Regions from separate parts of the Homo sapiens genome. Here region 2 is linked to region 1. The links are chromatin loops, found by intact Hi-C in ENCODE. Cell type or tissue: testis. All regions are shown on one strand.

Region 1 (2,500 bases):
CCTTATTTTTCAGAGGAGCGCAAGGCTCAGAGATGTTAAGTGACTCGCCCAAGTCAACAGCTGGTGTGTCTGATTCCAAAGCCCAAAATTTTACCTGAAGCTCCATGTGCTTCTCCATGGGCCCCTGTTTGTAGCCCCTGAAAAAGGAGGGAGCGTGGACTATCAGGGATGTCAGCTTCTGCCAGTGCCCAGGAAGCTATCTTTTAAGCAGAAATCCCTGAGCCAGTGATTCAAAATTGAAGGATGCTTAATTGCAATTTAATCTTACATCAGGAACTCTATATGTGATTCATGTAATATCAGCTTATGCTGAAACCCTCACCTCTGTTCCTTCTCCCTTTGTCTCTTTCCAGTCTTCATGGCTGTCTCCCGACTAAGACGAGCTGGAGCTGAGCTGGGCACCAAGAAGGGTGTGTCCTGGCTCCAGCTGCAGTGCTGGGAGCAGCCCTGGGCAAGTGCCGCTCGTGGAGGTCAGAGGGCTGGGAGGAGCTGCCTGGAAGCACCTGGGTACAAGAAGGGTGACATTGTCTAGGATGAGGGCAGCCTCAGCACCTGACCTGCTGGGGCCGGAATGTGACTCCTTTCTGGGACCTCAGGTCCTTCTCCAGGAAGATTCCATAGAACCCTCCAGCATCTTCCGTGTCTCCACTGCTTGGTTCTGACTGTCATTCACTGTGCTGCTGTCCCTTTTTGACCTCTTTCTCAGGCCCCATCCTGCTCCGCCCTCTCAGCCTGCCCCTCAGGCTCCAGGGCACAGATTCTGTCCCTGTGTCTGCCTGCTCCAGCTGGCTTTGTGGCCTCTTGTTTCCTTCAGAGTGTCTGTGTCACCTTTGAAGTTTGCCCTCTGCCCTTGGGTGGCGAGATGGGGCTCCAGGGTGATAATCAGGGTGTGAAGGGATGCAGCATCCAGGCAAGGCGTGACTGCAGGAGCCCTGGGGGAGAGGTGGCAGCTGGACCTTTGCTTTTCCTTCCGTGGCCAGTAGGTGGTGCTAGATGCCAGCCAAGGCCCATCTGGGGCCTTGGATGTGCAAACTGCAGCCCTCACTTGCAGCAAAGGGCTCAGCTTGCCACCCAGCTCTTTTGGGAGAGATGTAAGGAAACACAGACTTGCACGCTGATTCAGGACACTGGAGGGGATGGGAGAACTCAGTAGTTTCTCTTCACTCAGGCTTGTGGCCCTTATAGGTTTGTTCCCCACTAGGAATTGGAAACAGGTTGAAAAGAGAACCTACCTTACCTTTTCCTCCCCAAGGAGATTGGAGGAACTGGATTACAGGCACTTGTTTCCACCTTTGCCCAAATATCATCTCTTCCAAGCAGGGGTTGACCCTTGCCTGTGGGCGCTCATGACAAGTTTTATTAATGCTTCACCACACTGGGGGCACATTATACGTGACAGAAGCACTGTTTCCATGGCTGCCTTCCTCAGTAGACTGTCAGCTCCTGGAGGTCATTTTATAATCACTTCTGTATCCCCAGTGCCTACTCAAGGCCTGGCGCATAGCATGTGCTCAATAAATGAGTTAGCAAGTGAATGAGTCAATGGAGAGATGAGCTCAATAGTTTCTACTGGCTGTAAAGAGAATGTGCTATCTTTCTGTTTGGAGATCTTTAAGTACAGAGGTAGTCCCTCTGCTTAAGGATTTTAGGGATGGCCCAGTGGAAAGGATGAACATTGAAGCCTTCTTGAGGCCAATGCCGAATTCAGAACTTCACACATATATATGGAAGGTGCTTATTTTCCTTTCATTTGATGAACATTCACTGCATGCCCACAGTGGACCAGGTACATCTTTCTAAGTCAAGAAACTTCCTCATGTCTGCAAAGAAATCTTCCCATATCTACAAAGAAGAGGAATGACATATAGCCTGGACACTGGAGCTCAGGGACTTTGGACTTAGCTTCCAGGCATGCAGAGCTCGGGAAAATGGTTGGACTTTTGGGGTTGACCAGTCAGAAAATAAAAAAGGAGCTCTGTTGGGCAGGACCTGGGCTGCTGGGCTCAGTGTGCAGAGAGAGGGGATGTTATCTAGGCAGGGAAATGAACAAGCATTGAAGTAACCTGGTTGGCGGGGGCGGGGGGTGGGGGGGGGCGTTTGTTCCTCTAAAACTATTTTTCCCTGCCTAAGACTCAAACTCTAAAGAATGTGCAGTTTTATTGAGAATAAGCAGGCTAATCAGATGTGCAGCTGACATGGAATTGGGAAGGGTTAGGTAATTCTGAGGATCCCTAAAGATCTGTACAGACAAGGATGGAGGGATGAGTCAACAAGGCACCGTGTAACAGGGATAAAAGTAAAGTTCTGCCCCAAAAGCCAACTGGATTTAGGAGGCATGGCTTTAGAGTTATGAAGACTCTAGGGCTTCTTAATGATACGAGTTAGCCATGGAATGGGAGGGCCACAACAATAAATTAGTGTTGCAAGAGTGTTTAGAATAAGGGTCTGAGCTGCAGTCGGCTCTGGTTAACCACTCTTGGAAGGTTCCATTCAGTTCTAG
Region 2 (2,500 bases), 1.3 Mb after region 1:
CAAAGTCTCAATAAGTTTCTAGGACCAGAACGAATGGCATTCATTTTGTTCAGAAAAGATTTATGTAGTGAGGATAATGTAAGACGAAGTAAAGTCATGGAGATGGAAGTTGGCAATCCTCCACAATAACTTCTTTTCATCTGCAGCAGATAGAAAGGAGAGGATAGACAGAGGCTTACAGACCTAAAGAGAAGAAAATGACAGGGGCAAAAGGAATAGGGGAGAAACATGAAAGGAACGTGGAGGGAAAAGGTAATGGAAGGAAAGGAGAGGAGATGAAGCAGATATTGACGTTTTCCTTCTCCTATAGGTTAGTGTTCTCCTGCTTTCCCTGATCCAGACTCTCCTTTTCGCACCTATAATCCCAGCACTTTGGGAGGCTGAGGCGGGTGAATCACAAGGTCAGGAGATTGAGACCATCGTAACTAACACAGTGAAACCCCGTCTCTATTAAGAATACAGAAAATTAGCCGGGCATGGTGGCGGGCGCCTGTAGTCCCAGCTACTTGGGAGGCTAAGACAGGAGAATGGCTTGAACCTGGGAGGTGGAGGTTGCAGTGAGCCGAGATGGCGCCACTGCACTCCAGCCTGGGTGACAGAGTGAGACTCTGTCTCAAAAATAAAAAATAAAAAAAAAAAAAAAGAAAAGAAAAAGAAAAAGAAAAAAGAAAAAAAGAAAAGAAGAAAAGAAGAAAAACTCCCATCAATGAGAGGAAGCCTGTCAGCACCTATTTGGTGGACAGCTACTTTGCTTACATAAGAACAAGGCTTGAGATAGTAATATGAGCATCTGTGTAATGCATAGAAGCTCTCTACATTCTCTGAGATATAAAGGAGAGCACTGACGTTGGAACAGAAGAAAAATACTTAGGACTGGTGTTATTAATAGAAAAAGCTTCCTGATTATCAGTATCATATTTTCTTGAAGGAAACTAATGCTTCTTCTTTGCCCTATAATTACACACCATGTCTGTTAGGACAGCAGTTCTCAAAGGGTGTTCCTTGGACCAGCAGTATCAGCATGATTTATGAACTTCTAAGAGATGCAAATTATTAGACTCTACCATATACCTCCCCAATCAATCACCAGGATTGGGGCTTAGCTCTCTGTTTTAACAAGCCACCCAGGTTCAGGTTCTTCTTTCTTCTTCTTTTCTTCTTCTTTTCTTCTTTTCTTCCTCTTCCTCTTCCTCTTCCTCCTCCTCCTCCTCCTCCTCCTCTTCCTCTTCCTCTTCCTCTTCTTCTTCTTCTTCTTCTTCTTCTTGACAGAGTCTCACTCTGTCACACAGGCTGGAGTGCAGTGGTGCAGTCTCGGCTCACTGCAACCTCCACCTCCCGGGTTCAAGCGATTCTCCTTTCTCAGCCTCCCGATTAGCTGGGACTACAGGTGCCCACCACCATGCCCAGCTAAGTTTAATTTTTAAATTTTTTAATTTAATTTTTTGTATTTTTAGTAGAGACGGGGTTTCACCATGTTAGCCAGGATGGTCTCAATCTCCTGACTTTGTGATCCACCCTCCTCAGCCTCCCAAAGTGCTGGGATTACAGGTGTGAGTTACCGCACCTGATCACCCAGGTGATTTTTATGTGGCCAAAGTTTGAGAGACACAGAGTAGCAAAATGTAATGATTCTTATCGTGCACATGGAAACTATCCGCTGCCAAAAAGTGATGTCCAAGTTATGAAGGGAACCTACGAACAATCTTGTGGTACCTTCCCCACCACAATTCCCTCTCTGCTTCCCACTTCTGAAAGATTATAGGTTTCAGAGCTGTCGTCTTTCTCTCCCAAACAGAGAATAAGCTGAGAACCTGGACAAACAATATGCCTGCTGAGCACCCTCCACATTCATTATACTTTCCAGGTCATGATTAACAGAGGAATTGACATAGAGCTTTTCAATAGCTAATATTACAACTAACACGGCTGTACTTCAAAGTAATTTGCTGACTATAAACCAAATCAATGAGGTCTGGGCATCCTTGCAATAAAATTGAGCCTCAAAGCATTCTGCTAAGATTACACACCTTTCTACCCTAAATGGGATTAAAAATTCTCTATGTCCTTGCCAATAAGACCATTCATTGTACCATTAGGATCACAATGTCCTTTCAGGCAGAACTTGTGTGTGGCACTTACCAGCCAATCTATCGTGATGCAAACATTTGTGTGTATGAGCATGTGTGTATGCATCCCTGTGTGTGTGCACATGTATGTGTGCATGCATACATGTGCATCTGTGAATATGCATGAATAGACATTTTATCTAGGCTTTCCATTTAAAGATTGCTTCATAACTTAAAACTTGTGGGCAAATGAAGTAAAATAATTGACACGTATTTATGGAGACTGCTTTTGTATGTATATATGCTATGAATATTTTATTTTGATGTATTATCTAGAGTAATGGCTCCAGGAAGGTGTAATGATATCATGGCCTCATGGGAAAAGTAGAGGATTTTCGTCCAAATCACATGGCTTTAAATCTTGATTCTGTCAC

Evidence for each region. A loop is a pair of places that touch in the nucleus more often than their neighbours do. Peaks named below come from ENCODE experiments on the same cell type or tissue, not always from the same donor. Only the 100,000 strongest peaks of a DNase experiment are listed, where the experiment ranks them.
Region 2: it touches region 1 in a loop (4-fold over the local background); 12 of 110 quality-filtered maps call a loop at or near these places.

Annotation. Positions count from the first base shown.
Region 1 is chr15:88,273,213-88,275,712 of GRCh38, reverse strand. No RefSeq gene overlaps it. Among named protein-coding and RNA genes, the nearest start is that of NTRK3, 18 kb to the right of the region's middle. RefSeq lists enhancers at 161-661, 662-1,162. In testis, a CTCF peak has its summit at 973 (motif pointing right); a DNase peak (open chromatin) is centred at 992.
Region 2 is chr15:86,923,864-86,926,363 of GRCh38, reverse strand. It overlaps a transcript of AGBL1 not described here. Among named protein-coding and RNA genes, the nearest start is that of AGBL1-AS1, 610 kb to the right of the region's middle. In testis, no CTCF peak of the experiment used is centred here; no DNase peak of the experiment used is centred here.